Regions from separate parts of the Homo sapiens genome. Here region 2 is linked to region 1. Evidence: chromatin loops called from intact Hi-C (ENCODE). Cell type or tissue: PC-9. All regions are shown on one strand. Each heading gives the region's core, and the rest is flanking DNA. Links, peaks and the distances in the headings are about the cores only. Region 1 overlaps LOC107985251 (a long non-coding RNA gene). Region 2 overlaps C4BPA (complement component 4 binding protein alpha).

What was found. A loop is a pair of places that touch in the nucleus more often than their neighbours do. Peaks named below come from ENCODE experiments on the same cell type or tissue, not always from the same donor. Only the 100,000 strongest peaks of a DNase experiment are listed, where the experiment ranks them.
Region 2: it touches region 1 in a loop (5-fold over the local background); 4 of 110 quality-filtered maps call a loop at or near these places.

What each region holds. Positions count from the first base shown.
Region 1 is chr1:207,161,976-207,167,366 of GRCh38, forward strand. All of the region lies in intron 1 of LOC107985251 (a long non-coding RNA gene), which reads right to left. It also overlaps the pseudogene C4BPAP1. Among named protein-coding and RNA genes, the nearest start is that of C4BPA, 60 kb to the left of the region's middle. In PC-9, for the core only: no CTCF peak of the experiment used is centred there; no DNase peak of the experiment used is centred there.
Region 2 is chr1:207,106,309-207,111,699 of GRCh38, forward strand. All of the region lies in intron 1 of C4BPA (complement component 4 binding protein alpha), which reads left to right. Among named protein-coding and RNA genes, the nearest start is that of C4BPA, 4.8 kb to the left of the region's middle. In PC-9, for the core only: no CTCF peak of the experiment used is centred there; a DNase peak (open chromatin) is centred at 2,863.

The sequences.
Region 1 (5,391 bases), core at 159-5,158:
GTTAAAGTCAAATATAGACTCAAATTGAAGGGATGGAAAAAGATATTCCAAGCAAACAAAAACCTAAAGCAAACAGGAGTAGCCATACTTGTATATAATAGACTTGAAGTTAAAAAAAACTGTAAAAAGGTCATTATATAAAGATAAAAAGATCAACAAGAGTAAATAAGAATTATAAATACATATGCACCTAATCCTAGAGCACCCATATATATAAGCCAGATATTGTTAGACCTAAAGAGAGAGATGGAATGCAATACAATAATAGTAGGCAACATCAACATCTCACTTTCAGCAATGGACACATTATTTAGAAAAAAAAAATCAACCCAGAAACATCAGACTTAAAGTGCACCATAGACCAAATGGATCTAACTGACCTTTACAGAATATTCCACACAACAGCTACAGAATACACATTCTCAACTGCACATGGAACATTCTCTAGGATATATCAGATGTTAGGCCACAGAACAAGTCTTGAAACATTTAGGAAGGAAGAGATCATATCAAATAGGTTTTCTGATCACAATAATGTGAAACTTGAAATTAACAACAAGAAAAACTTTGGAAACTTTACAGATACATGAAAGTTAAATGACATGTCCCTAAACAACCAATTGGCCAAAAAGAAATTAAAAGGAAAACTAAAAGATTTTTTGAGACAAATGGGAATGACAATACATTATACCCAAACCTATAGGACACAGCAAAACTAGTTCTAATTGGGATATTTATAGTAATAAACACCTACATAAAAAAGAAGAGAGATTTCTAATAAACACCCCAAGGAACTAGACAAACAAGAACTAACTAAACCTAAAATTGGTATAAGGAAGAAAATAATAAAGCTCAGAGCAGAAATAAATGAAAAAGACATGAAAAAAAAGAGGCCGGGCGTGGTGACTCACGCTTGTGATCCCAGCACTTTGGGAGGCCAAGGCAGGCGGATCACGAGGTCAAGAGATCGAGACCATTCTGGCTAACACAGTGAAACCCCATCTCTACTAAAAATACAAAAAATTGGCCGGACGTGGTGGCAGGTGCCTGTAGGCCCAGTTACTCAGGAGGCTGAGGCAGGAGAATGGCGTGAACCTGGGAGGTGGAGCTTGCAGTGAGTGGAGATCGTGCCACTGCACTCCAGCCTGGGCAACAGAGCAAGATTCCGTCTAAAAAAAAAAAAAAAATTGAAAGAGCAATAAAATGAAGTTGGGATTTTGAAAATATAAACAAAAATGACAAACATTTAGCTAGACTAAGAGAAAAAGAGAGAATACTGAAATAAATAAAACAGAGATTAAAAAGGAGACATTACTACTAATACCACAGAAATAGAAAGTACTATAAGATACTATTATAAACAACCATATGCCAACAAATTTGATAAGATAGAAGACATGGATAAATTCCTGGATACATACAACCTACCAAGATCAAGTTATGAAGAAATAGAACATCTGAACAGACCAATTAAAAGTTGAATTGAAGAGAAAATTCAATCAGTAATAAAAAGTTTTCCATCAAATAAAAGCCTAGGACCTTATGTCTTCGTTGCTGAATTCTACCAAACATTTAAAAAAGAACTAATACCAATTCCTCTCAAACTATTCCAGAAAAATAGAAGAGGAGGGAATACTTACAAACTCATTTTGCAAAGCTAGCATTACTTTGATTCTAAAACTGGACAAGAACACAAAGAAAAAAGAAAACTATAGGCTGATACCCCTGATAAGCATCGATGCAAAGATTCATAACAAGATACCAGCAAACCAAATCCAAGAGCACATTAAAAAAATTATTCATTATGATGAAGTGGAATTCATCCCAGGGATCCATGGATGGTTTATCATACTCAGATCAATAAATGTGACACACTACATTAACAGAAAGAAAGAAACATGATACAATCATTTCAATAGGTGCAGAAAAAGAATGTGACAAATTTCACATTCCTTCATGACAAAAACTCTCAACAAATTAGTATAGAAGGTATGCACCTCAATACAATAAAGGACATATATAAAAAACTCATAGCTAACATCATACTGAATGGAAAAGCTTCATATACAAATGGACCAATGGAACAGAAGAGAGAGCCCAGAAATAAACTTACTCACCAAAAGCCAACTGATTTTTGAAACAGGTGAGAACACATACTGGAGAAAAGACAGTCTTCAATAAATGGTGCTGGGAAAATTGGATATTCGCATACAGAAGAATGAGACTAGATCCCTACCTCTCATTATATACAAAGTCAACTCAAAATGGATTACAGACTTAAATATAAAACCCCAAACTACAAAACTACTAGAAGAAAATATAGGGGAAGTGCCCCACATCATTGGCCTATTGACTTAAATGGACATGAGTTGGCAATTCATATAATTAAGGACAGATGGCTATATGAAACCATCTCAACTTACCTAAGGTTTCAGAACAAAAGGTGAAATCCTATATTTCACTGCAAGTTAATTTTATATATCACTTTGGGTCATACTTCTTAAGTAACTTGTTTCTGAAGTAAACTTAGGATATGTGAGGGTTTTTCTCATTCAGGGGGTAAGAATGACTTTATAGAGATCTTGCTTTGAAGAAGTCTCTGATTAATGAATGACTGGAACCAAGAAACATAACAGTAATACTACTTATTGTTTGCGGTTGTTGGTAAAAGCCATACTTAAAAAATTCTGAATGACCCAACGGATTTTTGCTTTTGTTGACAGTTGCCATAAGAAAATCATATAGATGGATGGATAGATATAGATAGATATATGATTCATAGAGACATCTCCAACTGTTTTCCTCTGTCTTGTCATTTTCTTGCTTTTCTTAAGCTTTCTCTTTCTCCTATAACTCTTCTGCCATTTCCTTGTTCAGATAATTTCCTTGGCTCACTTGGCCAATTGCTATAGTCTTCTTAATCAATCTCCCTGTCTCTTCTCTCTGCCTCTTTCAATCTACCTTGTATACATCTGCCATAATAGTCTTTCAAAAACACAGTAATCATGTCATTTGAAAAAAGTGTATGTATATTCCCTAGTTTCAAGCTCCCAATCTTGGTATTGAAAACCTGATCAAACCCAGTTCTAACCTGCCTCTCTATCTTTAACTATCATCTCCTATCAGGAATTCCGTATCTTCTAATCAATCTGAAGTACTAATTACTATTTTCAAGAAATAACCTTTACCTTCTCACTGCTGTGCCTTTACTTAATTTTTACTATTGCCATAAAATATTCCACATTTAACACTCCAAATTTCACAGCAATATCTACTACCTCTGTACAGTTCACCCCAGATCTCTGGAATTTACTGGTCTCCTGAATATGCTCCTGTTACAGAAAATACAAGCTATCTTTTATTACAAAAAGTTAATGCCTTTTCTTCTACATTTGATTATAATCTCCTTGAAAACAGTTCCCATTTTATTCTTCATAGTACTTTATGACAGGTAAGAATTCAATGACTGTTTATTAAGTTGAGTTCTTTCAGCAGAAAAACACTGAAGAGGCATCAGATCATGCACTCCCAGAGACCTCCACTTGCACTCCTTGAGGGCTCCACCCTCGATAGAAAAGGAGAAATCGCAGCTTCACTCGTCTCTAGGCTGTGGAAAGTCTCCAATTCAACTCTGTTCCAAATGATGCTGGTCACTGTTTTGTTGGCTACCATTCTTGGTAAGTAGTGGGGAGACAGGCCAGATGACCAGCATGCAACTGAGTTCATCACACACCCTATTTTAAGAGGTGTCTAAGAGATCTTTAACATTATGGAATATATTTGACCACCTGGAATTTGGGAAACATGCTATAAACTAAAAAAAGAAAATCTTGTTTTATAGACCGTCCTGATGCTCCCTTTTAGAATTTTTCTCTCCAGGAAACTCTGAACAACTTAACATTGAAACAATCATGACTTGTAATAAATGCGTATTATCTGCCAGCCTGGCCATGAACTCTCACTGCCTGTGTGGTTATTTAGAATGTAGAAGGGGTTGGTATAATTCTTCTGGGGCATTTGGAAGGTCACTCAGTACTTTGTTTAATTCTTGCCAGGGAAGTAGAATTAAGATTTTATTTTTCAAGGGTTTAATGATTCTCCACCTTGTAATGCTTTTGAAAAATATTTTATTTTTTAACAGGCCATTTATTCTAAATCTAAAAGTTCCAAAAGGACATAAATGAAATGCCTCCTCATCCTTGACTGAGGCAACTAATCTTGCATAATGCTATTTTTAGTAGAAAATATGTTTCTGCTAAGGCAGGAGGTAGAGTCATATGGCATGGCATAGCCACCTATATTCTGAGCAGACAGATGTGGGCAATCTGATAGAATGATGAAAATTAAGTCTATTCATTCACTTTCTAATAAATTAGCACTTATACAGTCAAAGATGGACAAACTTTTCCTGCCTTTACTCATTATTGTTGTCATTATCATTACTCAACAAATGTGTATTATTGATCACTTACTGCGCTCATTGAACAATGACACAATAGGAGTTATGATAAAAGAGAAAATCATGGTCTCTGCTCTAGAAAACTTAGTACTCGGACATCGAGACATTGTGTCCCAAGATATAACTGTTGATGTTCCTTGCCATTTTTTTGTGTGTGCAGGTGACTGTGGTCCTCCACCTGAGTTACCATTTGCTTTTCCAATAAATCCGTTGTATGATACTGAATTCAAAACTGGAACTACTCTGAAGTACACCTGCCACCCTGGGCATGGTAAAATCAATTCAAGTCGACTGATTTGTGATGCCAAAGACTCGTGGAACTATAGTATCTTTTGTGCAAGTAAGTATCAACATTTATTTTTCTCACCTTTACTTTTTTTCCCAGAAAGTTCTTTTAGGAACTTAATGAATTACTTAATTCATATGAAAATCTTCTATCAAAACAGTTCAAAATTAACATCATCTATAGTATTTAGAAGAAATCAGTTGGGAATACACTTGGACATATTTTTTGAACAGTTAGAATATAGCATCTGCTTCCCTTTTCCTTCTGTTTCCCTGTGACGAAGGTCATATATTTTCGAGAGCATACATTTTTATGGACAACTGGTCAATAAATACATCCAGTATTATCACAGTGGTCTAACTGAGCAAATGAAACTAAGTGAAGTTTTTTTTTCTCTTCTTAAAATGTGTCAGAAAAATGAGATATATGTCTATATATTTTTTTTCAAAGCAAAATATTAACGAGTCAGAATAAGAAATAAGCATTGAAAAATATCTCTAGGTCTATCTGGAAGCAGGAGTTAAAGTTAGTGAACCAGACTTTTTTTTCCCCTAATGTTCTATTTTGTGAGTAATTGGAATCATGAGTCATTATTTTAATTTTCCTCCTAGAGAAACGATGCAGAAATCCAGAATTAATCAATGGG
Region 2 (5,391 bases), core at 84-5,083, 56 kb before region 1:
GCATTTCACACACATTATTTCATTTGGTCCTCAGTGAGACAGTCATTCTCATTCTAAAGATAAAATTAAATTGACTTTCATTCCTTTTAGATTTATTATTGTTTATTCTGTCTTATTCCTTCCTCCGTGTAAGTTTTTTTTTTTTTTTTGAAACGGAGTCTCGCTTTGTTGCCCAGACTGGAGTGCGGTGGTGCAATCTCTGCTCACTGCAAGCTCCGTCTCCCGGGTTCACAGGCCATTCTCCTGCCTCAGCCTCCCGAGTAGCTGGGACTACAGGCGCCCGCCACCACGCCCAGCTAATTTTTTGTCTTTTTAGTAGAGACAGGGTTTCACCGTGTTAGCCAGGATGGTCTCGACTTCCTGACCTCGTGATCTGCCTGCCTTGGCCTCCCAAAGTGCTGGGATTACAGGCGTGAGCCACTGCACCCGGCCTCCTCTGTGTAAGTTTTAAGCTAGTTAAATTCTGGTGCTCAAATTAGGTCTTTCTAAAGGCAGTGAAAGAAATCTCTGCGAAATAAGGAGGAACTCTTTTCTCTTCCTCTGCATCTGCAAAAAAGCAGATGATAATCTGCGTGATAAAACTGACCTTGCAAATGTTTTTTTTTAACAAAGGAGTCACGGGGTTATATAGACCAATTACAATACCACGTTAGAGATGGAAAGTTGAATAAACACCTTCCTTGTCTTCAAGGAATTCACAATGTATTTCGGGAGGCAAAAGCAAATAGATAGTTAGGATACAAAACAATGCTACAATTAAGGTATTAGCCAAGTACTAGAAGAACAGAAAACACTGGCATTTCATGATGAAGTCAGGCAATGCTTCACCAAGGAGGTGACATTTGATCTGAATAGTGAGTAAAGGAATAGTGAGTAAAGGAGAAGTTGGAGGTAAGAGCATTAATGCATGGGAGACATTAACTGCAAATGCTTGCAGGTGTTTTTTAAAAAAATCCTGGCTTTGTATGGTGGCTCACGCCTATAATTCCAGCACTTTGGGAGGCCGAGGTGGGAGGTTCACTTGAGGCCAGGAGTTCAAGACCAGCTTGAGCAACATAGTGAGACCCCTGTCTTTACAAAAAATTAAAAAATTAGCTGGGTGTGATGGCACGCTCCTGTGGTCCCAGCTACTGGGGAGACTGAGGTGGGAGCATCATTCGAGTCCAGGAGGTTGAGGCTGCAGTGAGCTGTGATTGCACCACTTCACTCCAGCTTGGGTGACACAGAGTGAGACCCTGTCTCAAAAAAGAAATCCAGAATGTTTTTGGGGAAGGGTAAGTGCCTCCTTGAGACTGAAGCATGGTGTTCTAAGTGAGAAATGATGGGAAAACTGGGACAGATAGGGGAACCTATGGAAACTGGGAACCATGAATGTTTTTAAGCAGAGTAACAACACATAAATTGCTTTTTAGGGACATAATGGCATCAACATGGAAGCTGGCTTATAAATGTTTGAAGGCTTTTGCAGTGGTCTAGGGTGAGGGGAAGGGAATTATAGGAACCTAAACCTGGACTATGGAAGTGGAGTGTTGGAGAGAGTGGCAGATTCTGGTGCAGCTGCTATGACCAACTTGATAGGACTTGACGACTCTGAATAGTGCAAGGAGGTGAGACAGAGGAGGCAATAATGACTTGGATTTCTAGTCTGGGAGGCTGGGTGGAGATTGTCACCTTCACTGAGACAGAAAGCACAGATATTAAGTAGTGTTGGAGGAACATAGTGAATTTAGTTTGAAACATGTTAAATTCAAGGTGCCTGGGAGATACAAATGAAGTGATTGGAAATATTGATTTGAACCTTGGGAATTTTAACTTAAATTATTATTATTATTATTATTTGCTTAAATGAGAAATCTAACAGAGTCAAAAAGTTTTAGTTTACTTTCAAGTTTGCAGATAAAGAGGAAAGTGTAATAATTATTTCTGGATTTGGCAAGGAAAACTCACAAGCACTTATAACTTTCAGTAAACAGAAATGTTTATTTAAATATTATTCCAGAAAAAAAAATTCACTAAGATAACCAGTCAGAATTACACTTTTCTGAGGTTAAAATTACTGTCATGTGGCAGAGCAATCTCTAAAATCCAGGAACGACTCCTTTGTTAGAAAAAACATTTGCAAGGTCAGTTTTGTCACGTAGATTATCATCTGCTTTTTTGCAGCTGCAGAGGAAAAGAGTTCCTCCTTATTTTACAGAGATTTATTTCATTGCCTTTAGAAAGACGTAATTTGAGCACCAGAATTTAACTAGTTAGCAACCAGAGTAAAGAAGACAAGCCTGAATAGCTTAAAACTTACACGGAGGAAGGAATAAGACAGAATAAAATAATTATTAACAATTGAATTTATGGAGCATGGAAGTTTTTGCATGAACCAGAGACAATTAGGCCCAGAGGTCTGTGGGTGATTCATTTTATTTATTTATTTATTTTTGAGACGGAGTCTCTCTGTCGCCCAGGCTGGAGTGCAGTGGTGTGATCTCGGATCACTGTAACCTTTGCCTCCCGGGTTCAAGCGATTAACCTGCCTCAGCCTCCTGAGTAGCTGGGATTACAGGCGTGCACCACCACACCCAGCTAATTTTTGTATTTTTAGTAGAGACGGGGTTTCACCATGTTAGTCAGGCCGGTCTTGAACTCCTGACCTCGTGATCTGCCCGCCTCAGCCTCCCAAAGTGCTGGGATTACAGGCGTGAGCTACCGCGTCTGACCTGTGGGTGATTCAGGTATGATGATTAAAGTTATGGATGTGGATGACTTCCTTTCAGGAAGATAGTTGAGGGCAAGGGAAGACAAAGCCCCAGGACAGCCCCAGAGGCCCCAGCATTCCTCTGCTGTGCATGACACATTAGATCTCACTGTACCAAAGGCCACAGTGGAGACCAGATCCAGGGCTTCTAGCCGGAAGTTCAGTGGATGCTCCTCTGCACTGGGGTGTAATTAAAGTCCCTGGTGATGCAACCATTTATTGCAATTTTAAATCATTATGATGACAATGTTTTGACATCCAGGAGTTTGGCTTCTGACAGAGTGACATTCCAATGCCAATTCTATGAAACTCTTCCCTATAATTTCTTTTGAATGTTTACTATGTGCTGTCCACACACCATGCCAAGCCCCTCTCAGAAATTCCGAGATATAATTACAGTTATCCTTCTTATTTTATAATAAAGGAAACTGAGGCTTAGAGGAACTGAGTGTTTTGTCCATGGGACTCGGTTCCCATGTGGTAGAGCCAGGACGCCAACTCACATGTTCTGGGTGTGACTCCAGAGCCCATGCCCAAGGTCTTGGCCACACTGTCCTCCTCTGTCCCCAGCTCTGTGGCCATGGCCTAGGTGTGAGGATGAAGTAAAGGGAGTGAAATAACTTCCTCATCACAGTGTAGGGTCTGCATTTGTCTGTATCTCCTGTCATAACCTGTGGAAGGAGGAGAACCAGTTTTTGCCTACTGCTTCCCTCCTTCACTGTCCTCCCTTGACTAGTTGATGATATGATGACTTCAGTTTAAGAATGGAAGAGCCTAGAGTAAAATTATTTGGGCCAGTTCTCATTAAAATACAGGTGTTTGCCTTGCTTTAAAATCAGGTAAAATCAGTCCTTAACAAAGCATACACTGTAAGGGGAGACACTGATATGGCACAGTACTACTTTTCTTTGGAACACACGTTATCACTAGGAGCTTTTGGATTTAAATTCAATGCACATTTTGTGAGCACTTTAACTTCATGAGGCGCAGGCTAGGTACTATTGTGGGGCAGAAATAAATGGGAGCATACTCTGTCATTTCAAGGATCTTGTGGTTTAGTGGTGAAGGCAGACTTCAGATGTGAGTTACAGACCAAGTCCGAATCAGAGTTATAAATACAAAATTGTACTTGGTATGTGGAGGCTTGCTTGGATAGGAGGGAATGCTGGAGAAGGGACTGGCAGAATGAGTAGGAATTAAAGAGGAAAAAGAGAGAGGGTAGATGATGTGGACAGGAATGGGAGATAGGAAAGTGCTGGGAATGGTAAGGAATTCTGGTTGTCCAGGATAGCTGGAGCCTAAGGGGTCAGACCACAATACCGAAAAGTTAGTCATCAAAGCCAATTGAGTGAATGCCAGTACTTGAAGGATCAGTTCATAGAAATAAATTTGCTGAATTTATCAAAGTATCAATTTATCTAACATTGTTTCAAGAAACATTCATTTTGGAGGCCAGGCATGGTGGCTTATGCCTGTAATCCCAGCACTTTGGGAGGCCGAGGCGGGAGAATTGCTTGAGGCCAGGAGTTTGAGACCAGCCTGGGCAACATAGTAAGATCACATCTCTATTACAATTTTAGAAAAGAAAAAGAAAAAGAAATCATTTTGAGTATTCAATGAGTATAAATATATCCTTTTTGAATGTAGCTAATGAATACATATTTTAGTGGCATTTAAGATATTTTTGTTCAACTTCTTGAAGCTAATGATTTAATCTTATGGTTGTATTTTTGTAAATATAGTCATGAATATTTTTCTGAACATATTCAACATATATATTTTTCTTGTGAATGTAATAACAACTGCAACAATTCCTAGGGGAAATTTCCACTTTCTACTCTTATCCTTTTGATTTTTCATAGTCAATTCTATTTTGCCACCCCACTGGTGTTTTTAATCTCTTTCTTCAATTTCACTGAAATTCAATAAACACAACAAATCTACTCATTGTCAAAAATTGAAGAAACTTTTTCCCATAGTTTTCATAGTTCATAACATATCTTATTGGGTGGGAGAAATTTGTCACATTTTATGAATTTCACAGATGATGAGTGAGGTGGTTTTCATGATATGCAACCTGCCTGGCTCTCAGCTGTCTCCAGCTTCACAAGATTGTGAGGGCAGAGAGGAGCATAGAGTTAGGAAGGAGGATAATGGGAAAAAAGAGGGGGAAACTGAGTAGAAAGGGGAAGTATGAAGTCCCAGAATGTTGGTCCTGGCTCCTCCCAACCTCTCTAGACCACCTGGATTCATTCAGTACAAAGTCTGTGAACACATTTCCAGTAAGTGACTACAACTGGTAAATTGCTCGTTAGGTGAATTTACGTATTGGCAGAATTGCCCCGGTGGGGATGTATAGAGCTCATGGGACAGGACGTGTGTGACATGGGGTTCCCACAGCTGACAACAGGTGGAGGGATGGCTTCATCAGAACTAAGTTTTAGAAAGAGAAGAAGCTTATGTGAGTCTTTACTCAATGAAGAAATTAGACCCCACAAAGAATGAAGGGCACTATAAACTTCCCTTCTCCCACACAGTTTCTCTCCAAGATGTTTCAGTCCCACATTATGTAAGACTGGCCCATATTACTGAGACCAGCTTTATGTTGAGGGACTGAACATTACCTTAGATATACATTACAT